2 separate regions of the Homo sapiens genome follow, and region 2 is linked to region 1. Evidence: chromatin contacts called from ENCODE Hi-C or POLR2A ChIA-PET data. All regions are on one chromosome and are shown on one strand. Each heading gives the region's core, a stretch centred on a gene start or an enhancer-like site at or near the end of the contact. The rest is flanking DNA. Distances are from core to core; before and after follow the strand shown.

Region 1 (3,425 bases), core at 351-2,850:
TCTCAGTATACAAATTTAGTATAACTGCCCCCCACCCATCACCTTTTATCTATGCCAAGTCTTCCCAGTTATCCCACCTGATCCTCACAACAACCCTGTGGCAGGTGCCGTTAGTAATCGTATGGATAAGAAAACCGAGGCTTAGAGGTTAAAAAACTTGCCCAACAAAGCAAATTGGGGCGAAAGCACAAAAGCTTTCATGCCCAAGAAAGCATGAAAATGTTTCAGCTCTAAATAGTGGTGATGGTTGAACAACGTTGTGAATGTACTCAATGACAATGACTCATCCACTTTAAAATGGTTAAAATGGCGAATTTTATCTTGTGCATTTTACCACAATATAAAAAGAAAAAAGGAACTTGTCCAAGATCATGCAACTTAGAAATGGAGGAGTGGAACCAGTACTGTTAAGTCATACTGCCTCCATCCTCACCACCACAGCCCCTCAGAAATGATACAAGCCCCTCAGTCTGAATCCCAGAGACATCCTGGCAAAGACGGGCAGCAGCTGAGTGTGATTCAGACCCCTGGACTCCAAAGACCTTGGATTTGGACCTCAACGCTGTCTTTTCCCAGCTGTGCAAACTTAGGCCACTAGTCCTTCTTGCATCTGTAGAACTAAGATTGTAAGCTCTGCCCTGCCTGCTTTGGAGGGGTGATGGCAGGATGTAAAAGAACTTTGTGGACTCTGAAGCTTTACAGATGCATAAAGTCCCCTGCATTCCCTGTGATTATGATTGCCAGAGAGTTCATAGATACTGGATTTGTGGAGAGTCTGTTCACACGGGGGATCCTTTGCAATCTTCCTGGGGGACAGGATTTTTGTTTTTATTTCCTCATCCTACACTCACTCAAAAAAAAAATCCATTCTCTAACATGCCTGAGAGTAAAGCCTGCTTGACAGTGGATAGATGAATGAATGGAGAAATGACCCAACCACCCAATCGGCCAGCCACAGTCTAAGCCATCCAAAGGAGAGTTTTTATGAACACACGTCTGACTTGGTGATTAATACTTTCAGACAGGGCTAGGTGCAGTGGCTCATGCCTGTAATCCCAGCACTTTGGGAGGCCGAGGTGCGTAGATCACTTGAGGTCGGCAATTTGTGACCAGCCTGGCCGACATGGTGAAACCCTGTCTCTACTAAAAATACAAAAATTAGCCGGGCGTGGTGGTGGGCACCTGTAATCCCAGCTACCCAGGAGGCTGAGGCAGAACAATCGCTTAAACCCAGGAAGAAGAGGTTGCAGTGAGCTGAGATCATGCCACCGCACTCCAGCCTCGGCGAGTGAAACAGAGCAAGACTTTGTCTCAACCAAACCAAACCAAACAAAACAAAAACTTTCAGACAGATTACCCAAGGTAGAAATTATGATCCATTTTATACCTGAAAAAACTGTGGCCCAGAAAGGTCATCCAGTAGACCAGGGAGGGAACAATTTATGCCATGGCTTCCAGGGCCTCTCAAACACAGCAAGTTTTGGAGGAGACATATTTAACCAGCAGCATGGGGTGGGAAGAGAGCCATGAGCATCTCTCTCCAGCTGGAGGCCTCTAGCCTGCCGTGATATGTTTCATGAGCGTTCAGGGCCTGCATACTGAACCATGAGTCACTTTAACAAGCAGCACCTGAATGCAGAGAGAAGTGGTGAGCTCATGCAGCTACGAGGCCTCTTTAGGGAGCCGGGACATTTAGGCTTAACCCTGTCCCTGTGACTGAGAGAACAAGGGTAAGTCATTTCCCCCCTTTTAGATGTCTGTTTTTCTCATCTCTGAAAGTGATGGATTGGACCAAAGATTTCAAAGGTTCTCTGCAACCACAAAAATCTATGCTTCGCGAACATTGAAGAAAATGATTAAGGAGTTTCTTGGTCTTGTGTGGGTGTGTGTTTTATTTAATCTGATTTATTCAGATAACTGCCATTGTGCCTCACTTCCATTTGCAGATACGAACCCAGACGAAAAATGTAAACTCATCTCCCAGCTTCAGGATCTTTATGACATTCCAAGGCATTGACGAATTCTTGCCTAAATGCAATTCATTCTTCACCTGTTTTGGGGCATCCGAGTTTAGCTTCTCTGCAAAAATAAACCATTTTTTTCAGGAGGCAGGTATAACCGGGCAGGGGGGACCACAGTTGCTAAGTCCTAGGTAAGGAACTCAGGCCAAATGCAAAGGGATGAGAAAATGATTGAGGCTTGCTCTTTTCTCTGTTGGTTTAATCTTTTTCCACGACTTTGCTGACTGTTTCTGTAATTAAATGAGGGAGGTATTTGTCATCTAGGGTTCCTTTCAGCTGAGATGAATGGAACGCAACTTTCTCAGGAAGCTTCTGACAAAACACTGTTTGTGGCCAGTGCCAGGATGTATACAAAGGCCCCAGGCTGTGTGTGTTGGGAACTCGGGTCCACTTCAGGTCTGCGCCAGGTCGCCGCTGTGCTCAAGCCCTGGTGAAAAACTGTTTGGACAAAAAGTGCCTCAACATAGATGCCGGTGAGATTAATGTGATGCGGGGTGGCTGCAAAGCATTTCCCAAGTTAACAAGGGAAAATGAATGCCTGGCATTTGAGTGAGTTCTGGAAGCCCCACTCCAACAAAAGGCCTTCTGGGGTATCGTGCATAGACTGGCTGTAAGATTTTAAATCTCTTTAGTCAGAGAGAGCTTGGGCTAGAACCTCTTGGGGAACAATCATTTCTCCTTTCTGTTAATGAGGTTTAGTTTTTCATCAAATGCACAGCAGTTCAGCTTTTACCACCCCCTGCTGTGGCCAGTCCTTTTTTTCTTTTTCTTTTTCTTAGAGACAGGGTCTCACTCTGTCACCCAGACTGGGGTACAGTAGCATGATCATAGCTCACTGCAGCCCGGAACTCTTGGGCTCAAGCATCCTCCTGCCTCTACCTCCTGAGTAGCTGGGATTATACCCACGTGCCACCATGCCTGGCTATTTTTTTTATTTTTTATATTTAGTAGAGACAGGGGTCTCGCTATTTTGCCCAGGCTGGTCTGAAACTCTTGGCCTCAAGTGATCCTCCTGCCTTGGCTTCCAAAAGTGCTGGGATTATAAGTGTGAGCCACTGCACTCAGCATATTCTTATTGGGAACTTGTGACAATTTGTAAGGGAGACATTAGTGCCTTTGTTTCCTGTGGGAGAAACTGAGTCTCAGGGAGGTATAGTGACTTGCCTGGGGCCCCATAGCTAGTAAGAGGCAAAGCAGCCAGGTGCGGTGGCTAACACCTGTAATCCCAGCACTTTGGGAGGCCGAGGCAGGAGGATTGCCTGAGGCCAGGAGTTCAAGACCAGCCTGGGCAACATGGCGAAACCCCATCTCTACAAAAAAATGCAAAAAATTAGGCATTGTGGTTCGAGTTTGTGGTCTCAGCTACTCGGGAGGCTGAGGCAGGAGAATCAACTGAGTCTGAGA
Region 2 (3,425 bases), core at 508-3,007, 59 kb after region 1:
AACACAGTTGACCCTATGTTTTGACACTTCCATTGTTTAAAAATACACATGGAAAAAAAACCCTATATGCTTACAGTGCACCTAGAGCTTTTTTATAACAACTTCTTTTTGTTTGTTTTGGATTCTTTAAATATATATTATTCTCATTTAGTGCACTCTTTAGCCAGAATCTCATTACTACTTCATTTTTGTAATAACATTTAATTTAGATAGTGTTCACATATTGGCCCTGCTGAAATAGAATATAGCATCTTTCATATGGTAGGAACCAACAAGGAAACTTTCTTTAACTCCTTTTTACACTTTATGGTAAGTAGCAGGGGGAAAATGCATTTATAGATCATTTCTAGGCAAAATTGTGAAGCTAATGACCAACCTGTTTCTACCTATATGCAGTCTCTTAATTTTACTAGAAATGGGAATCACGGCCTCTTGAAGAGAAAAAAGTCACCATTCTGCATTTAGCTGTAATCATATATTGCATTTCTGTATTTTTTGTTTGTATTGTAAAAAATTCACATAATAAACGATGTTGTGATATAAAAAAATGTACAAACAACATGCATCAGTGGAGAATCTCTGCAATTGACATAGAATCATTTCTTATAAAACCATTGTTCCATCTCTTACAGACTGGCATCCCAGACAGCCTGAATTCTGCCCCCACTCCCCCTTCCAGCCCCTCTGTCACCCACCTCAGGTGCCCTACATCACAGTCATCTTGCAGTTGGCATTTCCCAAGCAGAATTTATCTTTTCCCATTTCTGTGCCTTTGCTCCTCACCTCCCTGCAGTTTCTCGCACCTCGAATGCCCTTACCCTTCCATCTATGAAATCCAAAGCATGCCCATATTTCAAGTGAACGTCGGGGAGGAGTGGGAATGGTCTCCTGACATTTCATTGGGTGATTTTTCCACATAACAGAGCACCTAACCCCTCCCAGCTATAACCCATCTGGGTGGGCTGAGCCCTAAGCCCTAAGCAATGAGTGGCAAAACTGGTTGAAGGGCAGGGCTCCAAGGTGGGTTTTTAGCAGTGAGCAAGGCATGGTTCAGGGGAGATGGTGCTCAGGGCCTCCAGCTTTCGGCCCCCTCAGAAGGGTGGGGCTGCTGGGAGTGGCCTGGGGCAGAGCTGGGCTCCAGGCTCCTTGGGTGCCAGTGGCACAGCCCTTACATCCTCAAAGTCTTTGTGATGCCCCGTCTGCTACCCTACTCAGTTTGTGTGGACGCTGAGAGCTCCAAACCCAGGCTCAGGGCCAGGACACTGGGCAGTGGCACTAGTGGTTCTGAAGAGGGCTTGCCATCGAAGCACTGGGAGGCTGTTTCCACAAGCCAAAAGGGCAGAGGGGCCATGGCCAAGATCAGAAACCCAGACACGGAGGCTGCACTTGGCAATGAAGGGGACACAGAAGCACGTGGATGTCAGGGGCTGTGGCTCACCATGCCCCAAACCAAACTCCTGTCCTCCCTGCGCCCCTCTCCCAGATGCCTCATTTCAGTGAACAGCACCCATCCTCCATCCGCCCCGCCTAGGAGGGCAGTGCAGCCTGCCAAGCGCTCCAGAAACTGCTGCCTGGACTCAACTCCCAGTTGGTGGCTTCCTGGTGGCGTGACAGTGGGCCCATTTAACCTCTCTGAGCCTCAGTTTCCTGCCTATAAAGAGAGGATGACAATAGTGCCTATTTCATGAGGTTTAAAATGAGTCAACCCATCTGGAGCAGTCAGGACACAGAGCCTGGCCCACAGCCTGCACTACGTGAGGGCTCACTTCTATAGTCAGGTCCTTAGCACTGCGCTGGCTGAAAGGCAGCCTGCAAAAATATGCATCCATGCCCTAACTCCTGGAACTGTGAATGCTGCCTTATATGGTAAAAGAGGGAATATTACCTTACATGGCAAAAATGTGATTTAGTGAAGGTTCTTGAGAGGAGGAGCTTATCCTGTAATATTCAGGTAGGCTATAAATCTCATGAGTGAGGCAGAAATAGACTAGACAGGCAGAAGAGAGAAGACAATGTGACCAGGGAGGTAGAGATTGGAACCCTGCAGACCCAAGTCAGGGAATGCCAACAGTCACCAAAAGCAGGGAGAGGCACAAAAGGATTGGTTTTCCCCCAGGGCCTCCAGAGAGACCCTGGCCCTGCCAAGACCTTGATTTCAGACTTCTGGCCTCTAGGACTGTGAGAAAAAAAAAAAACGTGTGCTGTTTTCAGCCACCCTGTTTGTGGCAATTTGTTCTGGCAGCCACAGGAAGCAAATACAAGGTGCCTCCTTAATCCCAGTTACTCAGGAAGCTGAGGCAGGAGAATTGCTTGAGCCCGGGAGGCAAAGGTTGAGTGAGCAGAGATTGCACCATTGCACTCCAGCCTGGGTGAAAGAATGAGGCTCTGTCTCAAACAAAAACGAACAAACAAAAAAAACAAGGTGCCTCCTTGACATCGCTCTCCCCACCTTCCACTGCTTTCTCAAGTCTCCCTCTGTCCAGGGAGGTCATTCCTCCCCGCTGCCTACAGAACCACCATCCTGTCCTCTCCCAACTGGGCTACTTCCACCCAACAATGGGCTCCTCAGCCCCCCGGAGATAAAGATTGGGATAAAGATCAATGCCACCCCCTGCCTCCTGCCCTGTAAGGCCCTCTGTGGCATGGCCGCTGCCATTTCCACTGCCTACCTTGTCCCTTGCTCACCCTGGTGTCTTAGGCTTCACTCACAGTCCCTTGTAGCTGCATGTCTCCTTCAGCATGGAGCCACCACACTTACTGTCACCCCATCCCATCCCTGCCCTAACTATTTCCTACTTGAGCTTCTCCAACAATGAAAACTGCTATGGATTCCTTCATCACATCCCAAGTGCACCCGAGGAATGAATGAATGAATGAATGAATGAATGAATGAATGAAATTGGAAGATTCCTATATCCCAGGCCTAGCTAACTGGACAAGGTATGTAAACCCAAGCCATAGGCTAGCTGCTGACCCATAACCTTGTAGGCCCAGGAAAAATGAGCTGGCAAGGAAGAGATTTTCTCTCTTGAAAATCTGGATTTGGAAATGTTAAGAAAACGAGAAAGTGCTCTTCAGAGCACACACCACTTTCTTAGAAAAGCCTCCCCAATTCTGGGTAGGTTCCCCAGCCACGCACACTCCCACCACCGGGTACCTTGCCCTCGTGGCTGTGGTCACACTACATCTGTCTGCCTCACTAGACCTCACGTTCCATGGCAGCCTTGTTCAGCACTGCTTCCCTGATGCGCCCAAGGAGTGAATGAATGAATGAATGGCAATTGACCGAGGAGCCATGTGAGTTCATCTCACAACACAGCTGGAGGCTACACCAGGAGAATGATTCATTCCAGAATCAAGGAGGTGGAGAACAGGCCTGCTCAGTTTCTGGTTGGTCTATCCAAACCCATCTTTGAGGCTCTATC

Evidence for each region. A loop is a pair of places that touch in the nucleus more often than their neighbours do. ChIA-PET counts read pairs that join two places held with the same protein, here RNA polymerase II (POLR2A).
Region 2: a loop to region 1 is called in a map of gastrocnemius medialis, with 11 times the contacts of the local background. The contact joins two enhancer-like sites. A Hi-C loop is called at or near these places in 2 of 168 maps with a recorded cell type or tissue (Jurkat and gastrocnemius medialis). POLR2A ChIA-PET finds 5 or more read pairs at or near these places in 3 of 52 experiments (AG04450, K562 and PC-3).

What each region holds. Positions count from the first base shown.
Region 1 is chr9:98,550,096-98,553,520 of GRCh38, forward strand. The region is part of intron 2 of GABBR2 (gamma-aminobutyric acid type B receptor subunit 2); the gene reads right to left. Among named protein-coding and RNA genes, the nearest start is that of GABBR2, 160 kb to the right of the region's middle. Within about 2 kb of position 1,601, at least 3 of the 41 ENCODE cell types and tissues checked have a DNase peak (open chromatin) inside an H3K27ac peak, as active enhancers do.
Region 2 is chr9:98,608,599-98,612,023 of GRCh38, forward strand. The region is part of intron 1 of GABBR2 (gamma-aminobutyric acid type B receptor subunit 2); the gene reads right to left. Among named protein-coding and RNA genes, the nearest start is that of GABBR2, 99 kb to the right of the region's middle. RefSeq lists an enhancer at 1,856-2,848. Within about 2 kb of position 1,758, at least 3 of the 41 ENCODE cell types and tissues checked have a DNase peak (open chromatin) inside an H3K27ac peak, as active enhancers do.